4 separate regions of the Homo sapiens genome follow, and regions 1, 3 and 4 are each linked to region 2. A link is a contact called in ENCODE Hi-C or POLR2A ChIA-PET data. All regions are on one chromosome and are shown on one strand. Each heading gives the region's core, a stretch centred on a gene start or an enhancer-like site at or near the end of the contact. The rest is flanking DNA. Distances are from core to core; before and after follow the strand shown.

Region 1 (2,700 bases), core at 32-2,531, 490 kb before region 2:
AGCTTTCTAGGAAAACCATGTTGCATCTTCCAACAGTAATTACTTCTGAAACAGTAATTTTACCACACGACTCAAGGGGAAAACTTTTTTTTTTTAAATTTATAAAGGAGTTGGGGGTCTCGCTATGTTGACCAGGCTGGTCTTGAACTCTGACCTCAAGTGATCTGCCCACCTCGGCCACCCAAAGTGCTGAGATTACAGGCATAAGCCACGGCGCCAGGCCAAGGGGAGAACACTTTTTTTTTTTTTTTCCTGAGACGGAGTCTCACTCTGTCGCCCAGGCTGGAGTGCAGTGGCGAGATCTCGGCTCACTGCAAACTCCACCTCCAGGGTTCAAGCGATTCTCGTGGCTCAGCCTCCCGAGTAGCTGGGATTACAAGCGCGAGCCACCGTGCCCGGCTAATTTTTGTATTTTTAGTAGAGACAGGGTTTAACCATGTTGGCCAGGGTGGTCTCGAACGCCTGACCTCAGGTGATCTGCCCGCCTCGGCCTCCCAAAGTGCTGGGATTACAGGCGTGAGCCACCGCGCCCGGCCGGAAAACACTTTTTAACACGAAATCGAATACGGATAAACGTGGTGTCATTTGAAAACTCATACATTTTACAAAACAAAAGTTGGGGTGGCTCTTTCAGACAGGGCCGCCGGGTGTGCGCAAGTTCGGGTTTGCTCTTCCTTGCCACGGGGGTAGGTCCCGTAGCACCTAGGTGGAAAGGCCGCGGCTTTTACGGCGGGGTAGGCGAGGGTCGCCCGAGTGATCGCAGGCTCCGACTGGGTCTCGAGGGTCGGCTGCTTCGGTCTGCCCTGGAGAGGTTTTCAGCTTCGGCGCGAGGCACTTGGGCAGGATCCCCGGGCTGCACCCTCCTCCGCCCGCGCCCCGTGGGGCTGGAAGTGGGAATGTGCCCACCCTGGCGGGGACCGGGGGCCGCACAGCAGTTGGGGGTGGGTGGGGGTGGGTAGGAGTAAGGGGACAGGGACACCGCCGCTCGGAGCCCGGGACCCCGCGGCATCCAGTGCGTCTGTGTCGGTCCCAGTGGGAGACCTCCCACCCCGAAAAGAGACCGAAGTGGCGGAAGGAGCCCGCACCCGCCTCCCCAGGTCGGCGGTTTCTCTAGCGCAAGGTGACGGGCGTGGACGCGGCTGTGGGGCCGGGAGCGGAGGGTTGGGGTCTGGCCTCCCGCGCCGGGGCGAAGGGGCAGCCGCAGCGCAGAGGCCCGCCCCGCCCTCCCCTCCCGTCACGCCCAGCCTCCCGGCCCTTGGGCTGCTCGCGGCCTTTTTTTCCCGGCTGGGCTCGGGCTCAGCTCGACTGGGCTCGGCGGGCGGCGGCGGCGGCGCCGGCGGCTGGCGGAGGAGGGAGGGCGAGGGCGGGCGCGGGCCGGCGGGCGGGCGGAAGAGGGAGGAGAGGCGCGGGGAGCCAGGCCTCGGGGCCTCGGAGCAACCACCCGAGCAGACGGAGTACACGGAGCAGCGGCCCCGGCCCCGCCAACGCTGCCGCCGGGTGAGTCGGGGCCCCCGCCCGGCGCCCGAGCCCCGCGCGGGGGTGGGAAGGGGCTGCGGAAAAGTTGGGAGCCCCGGGTGCCGCTTTGTCGCGGGGCCGCGGAGGGGTCGGGCTGGGAAGGCCGCGGGGCCGGGGCGAGGAGGGAGGCGGCGCTGGCGGGGGGCGCTGCGGGCGCTCATGGCGGCGGCCGCCGGGTAAGGCGGGCGCAGCGCCTCAAGGGAGCGGCCGGGGCCGGCGGGCCTGGCGCCGCGGTGTCCGCGGCAGCGCCGCCCTGAGCCGGAGAAGCTTTCCCGGGCAACAGGTAGGGCGGAAGGTGGGGACGCGGGGGCTGCGGGCGACGGGGCCGAGCCGTGGGCTTCCCTTTGTTGGGGAGTGGAGGAGCTTGGTGACCATTGGCGCGAGAGCCTCCACCCTGGCAGCGGCCCGCGGGGTTGCCCTGGCCTGGACGCGTCCTGTGGCTTGGGTGGGAGGAGAGGGGAGGGCCCTGCCCCGTTTTCTTCCTACCGGCCCACCGTGCCCACCTCGCAGGCGAGGTCAGAGCTTCCATGTGCTTAACGGGAAACAGGAAGGAGCGGCCCGGAGCGCCTGCCCCGGCCCGGTAGGGCTAAGGCATACCGTTATGAGGTGTGGATGGCTGGCAAGGGAGCTCCTGGTGGAACTGGCTTTCTGGGCCGTAGCTTGTTAATCACTAGAGGCCCGTGGCAAGTGGGTTGACTGCAGGTGTAGAGCACTCATCTTTAGCCTGCAGTTGGAGTCTCTCCCTCCCTAAGCCTAGCTCCTGGCATCAAAACCTGGTTTCAGTCACCTGAGTTGCCAGGCCCAGGTTCAGGGGGTTCTGAGGATCGTGGCGAATGCAGTGAGCCCCTGTTCCTGGAGAAGTGAGTCCGAGCAGGCCTCCAGCAGGCAGTCACCCCCATATCTGTGCTGGGGCAGGGGTGGGTGGCGGTTGCTGCCGCATACCGGAGTCGGGATGACCGCACCGGGGTGTGAGTGGCTGCACATGTAAAGGGGCTCCTAAGGGTAAGGACTTGCCTGCAGTCCTGTCCCTGAGGACCTGGCGCTGACCATACCGTGATCTGCACAGTCTGTTCCAGAGAGGGATCCTTTTCTCCCCTGGTCCCCCACTTCCCTCACTGGGGCCTCTGGCCAGATTTTCCCCTGGGAGGAAGGGCCTCCTTTTACCCCTGTCACTGGCCATAGGCT
Region 2 (2,700 bases), core at 91-2,590:
AGAAGGAATATGCTCTAATGTTCCATAGCAGAGTTGGGTGAATACAGTTAATAATAATTTATTGTATATTTCAAAATAGCTAGAAGATTTGAAATAGTCCCAACACAAAGAAATGATAAATGTTTGGGGTAACAGATATCCTGAACACCCTGATTTGATCATTACATATTGTATGCATATATCAAAATATCACATATACCCATTCATATGTTCAATTATTATGTATCAATTATTAAAAAGTAAATTAATGATTTAAAACAGACAGGGTTACAATCCACAGTGGGGAGAAAGTTGCTCATCTCTCAGCAACTGTAAACTTGCAAAGGTGAAATGAGTTACCAGAGCAACAGAAGCTTTCATTTCTTTCCCCAATGAAAGGACAGAGACTCTGATGCAGAAACTAATACAGATAAAACAAATCTCAGGCCGGGTTTGGTGGCTCATGCCTGTAATCCCAGCACTTCGGGAGGCTGAGATGGAAGGATCGCTTGAGCCCAGGAGTTCAAGACTAGCCTGGGCAACATGGAGAGACCCCGTCTGTATAAAAGAACAACAACAAAAAACAAAAACAAAATCTTCAGGAAAGGCTATCTTAATGGGGACGGAACAGAAACAAGCAGACCAAGTTTTCTTCCCCTGCTCAAGTGAAGAGAAAGTAAAGGGGCAGAAGGATAATCCTGGTAGTTACAGGATGGGCCTGTTACCTGATCTGCCGGGCTAGTTGGTAGGGGGTTGTGTTCCATGCCACAGCATCAATTTTCTGGCCTCCAGGAAGTGATATCTTAATAGTCCGGGGTTCCTTCTGTGCCATGCTTGCTAATCTCTTTACCTGAGCAGCCCACAGCTCCTCAAAAAGGCCAAGCCGCTCTGCCAACCAGCGTGGAGGGGTCGACACAACTGCCTGGAGGGAAAGATATATTAGCAGGTAACACACGTCCCATCATTCTTTCTTAGAATTGCAGATGATGGCACTTTGGGATGGTTAAGTGGACTTCGTCCGAATTCCTACTTTTTAAGGGGATTGGGTGATACAAGACCCTAGGCTGGGGGTCCTTCGAGCTCAGAGTCCCCCAGACCGCTAACTCGAGAATTAGATAACGAGTTTAGATACGAGTCCTTTTCTGGGGACTCGGAGGACCAGGGAGAGGAGGAGTGGCGTGAGGCTGGGTTAACATAAAAATTTGGGGGCTTCGGCTGGGCTAAGTCTGATGCGGATCGGAGCTTTGGGGGTGCCTCACGCACCGTGTGTAGCCTGCAAGCCTGTAAACCTTGGAGCCGGAGACACCGCCACCTCTGATACAGGGCCATGTTCCTTCACACCAGTGCCTACATCCTCAAACAGATTATCGCCGCTTCTCCTCCACGTAATTCTTCATTGGCTTCTGGTCCAACAAAGTCCGTGTCTATTGGTTACTACAGCTGCCACTCTAGTCTGGCACCACCTCCAGGAACTCCGAAGAGGTACACCCTACACAGCACCAGCAGCGGTGTGAGTGGTTCCGGCTGACCGGAAGACCGAAAATGTAACACACCCTCGCTATTCCCCCAGACCCGTGGCGTTTCAGCTGAAACCCAAAAATAGCAATTAGGCGTCCTGTGGCTTTGAGGACAAGGGCAGGTGAACTTTTGAGGGCGAGAGTGGGAGAAAACCAGACAGGAAATGGTAGTAATTTCCCTTTAACTATACATTTTATTTTACGTGGTCCTTACAGCAAGTAGCAAAACTTAAGAGCATAGACTGGGGAACCAGACAGACCTAGTGTAAATTCTGGATCTGCCATTAACTATGTAATTTTGGGAAAATTATTAAACTTCTCATATTTATTTAATAGAGACCGGGGGGGGCGGGAGGGGGGGGCGGGTCTCACTATGTTGGCCAGGGTAGTCTCGAACTCCTGGCCTCAAGCAATCCCTCCCCTCCCCCCCACCAAACCGCCACCGCGCTCCGGCCTCCCAGAGTTCTGGAATTACAGGCATGAGCCGCCTTGCCTGACCTATTTAATTTCTCTAAGCCTCAATTTTCTCAACTATAAAATGAGAATAGTGTTGCTCCCAATTGTTGAGTTAAATTTTATGTAAATCGTCTAGTGTGGCCCATGGTTTTTTGGTAATGGGCAAAAGCAACAAGAAGCTATTATGATAAATGACTGTAACAGTTTTATTTTTTAATTTTGAGACAAGGTCTCACCGTTGCCCAGGCTGGAGTGCAGGGGTACAATCATGGCTCACTGCAGTCTCGACCTCCTGGGCTCAACTGACCACCTCAGCCTCTGGAGTAACCACTTTAAAGCTGGAGCAAAGATGGCCGCGCGCAGTGGCTCACGCTGTAATCCCAGCACTTTGGGAGGCCGAGGCAGGTGGATCACCTGAGGTCAGGAGTTCTAGACCAGCCTGGCCAACATGGTGAAACCCCGTCTCTACTAAAAATACAAAAATTAGCTGGGCGTGGTGGTGGGCGCCTGTAATCCCAGCTACTTGGGAGGCCGAGGCGGGTGGATCACCTGAGGTCAGGAGTTCTAGACCAGCCTGGCCAACATGGTGAAACCCCGTCTCTACTAAAAATACAAAAATTAGCTGGGCATGGTGGTGGGCGCCTGTAATCCCAGCTACTTGGGAGGCTGAGACAGGAGAATCGCTTGAACCCGGGAGGTGGAGGTTGCAGTGAGCCGAGATCACGCCATGCACTCCAGCCTGGGGGAC
Region 3 (2,876 bases), core at 217-2,716, 480 kb after region 2:
GACCAAATCTCATCCTGCTCTCCTCCTTAAATTTACCACTAAACGGTAGCTAAAATTTGTGGTCCCTTATACGCTTGAAGCCCACGCCAAATGACTTTACTTGTCAACCTCTATTGTATGTCTTGGATATGCCCCCATGCAAGGCACTCTGACTTGTTTGGCCTTAGCATGTGTGGACAGCCTTGGGCCCAGCCCTAAATTTTCGATTGTAAACCCAGGTGTATCCCTAAGAGATATAGCTGTCTAGGAAGTTTCCCTGTTTCAGGTGTCAGTTTCCTATTCTGAGCTAGACAATTCTAAAATGCCTATGCCCCACGCCTCCCCTTTAGAAACTGAGGAAGAAGTGAGGGGAAAGAAAAGTTGACTAGAGTATTTGTTTTTACATAGGCATAATGGGCACAATTAGGCAATACATTATTTTGAATATGCAGACCAGGTGCTATAATGTTAGGAATCTGAATTAAAATTTCAAATGTCTTTTGTTAGAGTATAGCCGGGGTTGGCATCGTTTTGTGTTTGTCATAAAGAGGTATTTACTAAATGGCCTTTCTTTCTTGAAACAGTCCACACAGGCCTAATACTTATTCATTCATTCAACAAATATGGAAGGTCTACTATGTGACAAGGATGGCTTATTATGTTCTCATAGCCATAGCTCATTGTCACTCAGGTAGGACACATACAAGTTCTGCTACATATAATATAGTTTTATGTATTTTACTAAATTGTAAAACCTTTGATGTCTGGGATTATGTCTTGTTAATTTTTGTATCCCCCTGTATCACTGAGAGCAGTGATACACATCACAGGGATACAATACATATTTGAATTATGCCATAATGTTTTAAAAGACATAACAAACGCACTAGAAGACATAACAAACGCACTATGTAAGTTTTTTTTACTGTTAGCAGTCTAAAGCAGATGTATCAACAGGGTATCACTGTTATGCAAGTAAATAAATATTAAGTGTTTACAGAGAAGGATATGTTCACTTCAAGAGTGAAGGAACAAGAGAAATATATAATTGGGTGGAGACTGGTGTGGAAGAAGCTAATCTTCCTCCGGTCACTCCAGAATGATTGTGTAGAGTTACTAGAATGTCAGTCTTTTCATTCTGAAGTATTTTCATCTCTCTCACCTTTCTACAACTACTCCACCCCTTTCAGCTCCTTCCCAACGGCTGTAGCCAACTGATTCTACCCCAGAGTCCTAAGAGTCCACCCTGTACTCCTCCAACTCCTGTTCAAGAATGCTCCAGACCAGGAGCTTTAGGGACTCGGGTCGGGAAAACACGGGGTCACGCGCGGGGCAAGCGCCAAACTGGCCGCAGCCTGGGGAGCGGCGCTAAAGGCGGGGCTGCGACGGGGCGGAGCGGGAGGAGGCCCGGGGGCGGCCTGGGTGTCACCACCAACCCGCTCCGGCCGGAAACTGGCGCCTGTTTCCGGCCGGACAGCAGAAAGCCACCGATCCTGAACCAGCCGCCGGAGCCGGAGTGGCGACCGGGTGCGGAGTGGGCAAAAAGCCACTGGGGGAGGCCAGTCCCGATCAGTCCTTTCTGGCTCCAGCTCCAGATCCCGTGCGGAGCAACAGCTGCGGTCGCAGTCTCCACCACCGCCTCCACCTCCATCGCCGTCGGGGGAGGGGCCGGCCGGACCCCGGGGTCACTGCCGAGGAATGAAGAGAGGCGGCCGGGCCCCGCGCTCCGCCCCGGCCTAGGGCCTTGCCCCGGGAGCCCGCGAGGGTAACGGAGCCCCCCGTCCTGACACCGTCCCCCGTCTGCTCCCGCCCCTCCCGGCTTCTCAGACTCGCAAACTCTGCTCCTCAGATCGCCACTGTCCCCTTTCTCCTTTCTGAATCTGTTTCACCCGAAGCCATCTCCCCTCGGCACTCCTTTCTCGCCCTGACTGCTCCTTGCTTCGTCCCGATCTTTCCTCCTCCCTTTCACCTGCGTCCTGCGTTCCTACCCCGCGCTCTCCAGCTCCCGGCCTCCCTTCCTGAGCTGTGCTGGCCAGTTTGGACGGTCCCCCCTTGTCAGCTAGACTTTCGGGAGGGATGGTGGAGTTTTAAGGTGATTAAGATGCAGTGTATTATCCCCACAGTAGGATAAAGTTCATTTAAAATCTCAATATAATACTAAAATGAAAAGCAAATAAGCTTATTCTTCCTATTGATAGCCAAACTAAGGTGCATACAGTAATGGAGGAAAGGCGAGAAAAAGGTGTGTGTGTGTGTTTGTGTGTGTGTGTGAGAGAGGGAGAGAGACGGAGGTTGACGGATTCTAGGGCAGTCTTAAGAACTTTAGAAAAAAGAAAAGTTGCCATGAGCCGATGGAAACTTTAGAAGCTGATGATGAGTAAGCCGGGGGCTGCGTGATCTCACTCTTCTCATAATTACTAGGTTAACGGTGTGGCTCCGGTCGGGATGGAATGGGATTTGTTTACTGGGCCGGCGTATTTTTAGCTTGTCGGCTCACAAGGACCAGCGCTCAGAGTCTCTTTCTCCCCGCTCGTGGTAGTCTTTCTTGTCTAACCTAGGTGGCTTCTCTGGGCACAATAAAGATGTAAAAATTTGAAATTAGAAACTGACTGGTGGAATTTTATGGAAGAAGTTCCCCACAAACTTTTCAGGCAGCTTTTCACGAATGCAAAGCCTAGAATTAGCAGGACGTTGACTTTTATTTTCCTTATCTTTTTATACGTACTACGTAACGCTTTGCTTAGAAATTCACATGCTGCTAATTTTTCAGTCTTTGGCCTCTAGTACTGTATATTTAGGAGATTTTTGAGGAGGCTGGATCCCTTTGTCTTTCAGAATCTATTTCAAAGGTGGAAAAGGACAGAGTAGAGAAAGAGGTGGCGGTAAGACTGGCTCCA
Region 4 (2,863 bases), core at 53-2,552, 420 kb after region 2:
GATGGTGTTCAATGTGACAGATACGGAGGTTAATCCAGGAATAAAGTAATGTGGGTCTCCGTTAAGAGTAGTTCATTAGTGGCAATGGGAATGGCTGTGAACCTAAAAAACATCTTGAAGGAAGAACTGGCTGTAAGGGGTCAACTGAAATATGGAAACAAAACAAGAAAAATGAAGGTTATAACACTGATGAACCAGGATAATTATGATGCCACAAATTATGATAATACAAATTTATTTTGCCTTCTTAATGCTTTCAGATCAGAGTGTTCTGCATCTGCCTGGGCAGATGGAAGCTCAGTTTATGCAGTACCTTTGTAGGTCGAAGAAAACAAATTGCCTTCAGGTGTTTCATGATCTCTCGATTTTGAGAATCAATGCGTTCAAAGAGGTACACTTCCTTCTGTAGAATCTCCGATTGTGTGTATACCATACTCACTATGCCAGTCTGTAAAAACAAAAGATTAACTAAAAGTATGCTAGTCTAGAATAATAAAAACAAGTAGCACATCTAACCCTCTTTTTTCATTAATACTTAGCTGGATAACTTAAATAGTAATATACGGAAAACATTTACTGAACATCCAAACAGGTAGGTAACATACGAGAATGAAAAATACGCTCTATCCTTTCAGCTGAAGCTTCAAGATTAAAAACAAAAAACATGGTCTCTTTGAACAGGAACAATCCATAAGTTTCCAAAAATATTTTTTTCTATCACCTTAAAGAGTTTTGTTTTCTGGTCTGTGGCCAACAAATAATCTGTCATTTCAGCTTGAGCTCCAACAGCTTTACTTTAAAAACACAATGTTGAGTGGAAACAGTAGGCCCATCCCAAAGCCTTCCAAGTGCTCTGACATATTAATGATTTCTTGGCGGGGACATTTAGAAAAGGATTTCTGATTCCAATAAATTGTTCCGGGTAGAAGTAGTCTCTAGGCAGTGGCTGGAGCCATGTAGACTGAAAACCCACCGGGCAAGCTTTATATAAACAACTTTTCAATTCCACACAAACCGACCCTCATTTTCGTATGTTTAATTAAATGCTAAGTCCTACAGTGGAATGGGACGAGCAATTGTAAGGTTGAGAGGGTTCCTTCACAAATGCTGAGCAAAAGCAAACTCACCGTCTCTTTATCCATGAGAAGTACTTTCATACCAGGCCCGCTGTCCTCTATCATTTTGGAAATGTACTGCTTCACAGCAAAAACCACGTTCATGGCGGCGAATTGACAAGTACCCTACAGCCCTTCCCGCCCCCTTTTCTGGCTAAATTAACCCCCAGTCTGTTGGCCGGGTCTCAGCTGCTTCCTCCCAGCCGGGATTCGGCTTCCGGGAGTCCGGGCAGCCACGGTGCTGGGAGTTGTAGTTCCGCTGGAGTGTACAGGGGACCAAGCCTACCCCGGGGATGGAAAAATCCGGCTGAGACGGCCTGGGCCGCTGCCACGCGCGGGCGTTATTCTCCACCCACCTGCGGCCTGAAGATGCCTGAGGCCCGGACTCTCAGACCCCTATTGCCCTTTGGTGCTGGAGGCCCAGCGGCAGCCTGAAGCCCAAGAGAGTGGAGCCTCGCGAAATGAGGAACCTGGCACAAGGTTTGCTTGGAAGCAGGAACGACGGAGTGTGGCTACGTGCCCTATTTGCCATTAACGCTTTCTTGCATGGCAGTGAGAGATGAGGGCAAGGGAGGTGGCATAATGCTCCCGGCCGCTTGGGACTCGGAGAGACGGCATTTAATAAATCACACGCGGTATTTGCGAAACAGTGGTCGAGATTCGTCTTCCCGGGTTCATTGCGTCATTAATAGGCGGGAACAGTGCCCCTGTGTTGAGGCTGCAGAGGCCCTAATTGGTTTTCCCAAGACAGAGGGGCATATGAGATTGAACAAATATTTGTTGAATGAATGAACAAAGGGAACGCCTTTTAGGGATGTTTCTGGGGGAAAGGCCTGAGGTTCTCCAGGAGGGTCTGCAGCTAGGGTCGGCCGTGGGGGCTCGCAGCCCGCGGGACCACCGGACCTGCAAGCGTCCCCCTGCCCCGCCCCCGCCTCGGCGCTCTGAGCAATTGGACTCTGCCAGCTCTAACTCCGGCGGGACTCTGAAACTCAGGCAAGAGCCGAGGTGACTGGGTCCTTTGAAATGGGTAGGGGACACGTATCCGGTAGAACTAAAACTAGCGTGGGGATTTGAAGCCAAAACTCTCAAGTTTTTACTGAATCTTAAAACCATCAACTTCCAAATGTCTGCATTTGTCTTTACACCACACAGGTCTCCCCTCTATCATGGCATTTGTCGAAAAGGAGGGTAGATGTTTGTTTTTCGCACCTTTACTTTGGGGAATTGTAAAATCAGGAAGATAATAAGAAACAATTGTTAGAAATCAGTAACTAAAAATGCTTATGAATATTTCCACCAAAATAATGACCAGTGTTTGTGAGGTCAATAGATTCAGGATTACCAAATAAATTCTTTCATTATATTTTAAGAAGTACACAGTTAAAATAGACCAATAGCACTTTAACATTAATCAGCTTAAGATTATGCAATATTATATATAATTCTCAAATCCCTTAAGGGAGATCAGAAACTACTGAAATATAAGAGATTTTTGTCACCTCTGAAATTGTGAAGAATATGTTTTTTTTCTTTCAGCTTTTCTACCAAGTAAATAAAGCTTCCCTTTAGGCATTTTACTAATTTTTAGATGTGTTTTGAAAGAAAAGTCTTAAGTTATATATTAAAGTGAAAATGTGAATCTTTAAATGGATACAAGAAATGTTATATGAACATTCCATTCTTATCAATTTAAATGTTCGTATCTTACAGAAAACATGGAAACAACGCTAATGAAAATCCTGTAAATC

What was found. Hi-C counts contacts between places; a loop is a spot of excess contacts on that map. ChIA-PET counts read pairs that join two places held with the same protein, here RNA polymerase II (POLR2A). Pooled maps may share reads with other maps.
Region 1: a map of naive thymus-derived CD4-positive, alpha-beta T cell shows a loop between it and region 2 (2.1-fold over the local background). The contact joins the promoter of CERS2 here to the promoter of TARS2 in region 2. A Hi-C loop is called at or near these places in 1 of 168 maps with a recorded cell type or tissue (naive thymus-derived CD4-positive, alpha-beta T cell), 6 of 37 single-sample maps with no recorded cell type and 10 of 50 pooled maps. POLR2A ChIA-PET finds 5 or more read pairs at or near these places in 6 of 52 experiments (A549, A673, BJ and 3 more).
Region 3: a pooled map shows a loop between it and region 2 (22-fold over the local background). The contact joins the promoter of OTUD7B here to the promoter of TARS2 in region 2. A Hi-C loop is called at or near these places in 2 of 37 single-sample maps with no recorded cell type and 10 of 50 pooled maps. POLR2A ChIA-PET finds 5 or more read pairs at or near these places in 2 of 52 experiments (K562 and activated T-cell).
Region 4: a pooled map shows a loop between it and region 2 (10-fold over the local background). The contact joins the promoter of VPS45 here to the promoter of TARS2 in region 2. A Hi-C loop is called at or near these places in 1 of 37 single-sample maps with no recorded cell type and 5 of 50 pooled maps. POLR2A ChIA-PET finds 5 or more read pairs at or near these places in 2 of 52 experiments (CD8-positive, alpha-beta memory T cell and activated T-cell).

Annotation. Positions count from the first base shown.
Region 1 is chr1:150,973,416-150,976,115 of GRCh38, reverse strand. CERS2 (ceramide synthase 2) reads left to right here and starts at 1,281. Exons shown (of 11, transcript NM_022075.5): 1 at 1,281-1,497. RefSeq lists silencers at 977-1,416, 1,437-1,926, a cis regulatory region at 2,102 and enhancers at 2,030-2,174, 2,132-2,700.
Region 2 is chr1:150,486,059-150,488,758 of GRCh38, reverse strand. TARS2 (threonyl-tRNA synthetase 2, mitochondrial) reads right to left here and starts at 1,340. Exons shown (of 18, transcript NM_025150.5): 1 at 1,243-1,340; 2 at 705-901. The coding sequence starts at 1,308. RefSeq lists enhancers at 1,246-1,515, 1,009-1,515.
Region 3 is chr1:150,009,316-150,012,191 of GRCh38, reverse strand. OTUD7B (OTU deubiquitinase 7B) reads left to right here and starts at 1,466. Exons shown (of 12, transcript NM_020205.4): 1 at 1,466-1,744. RefSeq lists silencers at 1,305-1,354, 1,615-1,904 and enhancers at 2,425-2,474, 1,839-2,721.
Region 4 is chr1:150,066,215-150,069,077 of GRCh38, reverse strand. VPS45 (vacuolar protein sorting 45 homolog) reads right to left here and starts at 1,302. Exons shown (of 15, transcript NM_007259.5): 1 at 1,128-1,302; 2 at 314-448. The coding sequence starts at 1,220. It also overlaps a transcript of OTUD7B not described here. RefSeq lists an enhancer at 1,346-1,675 and a silencer at 1,886-2,125.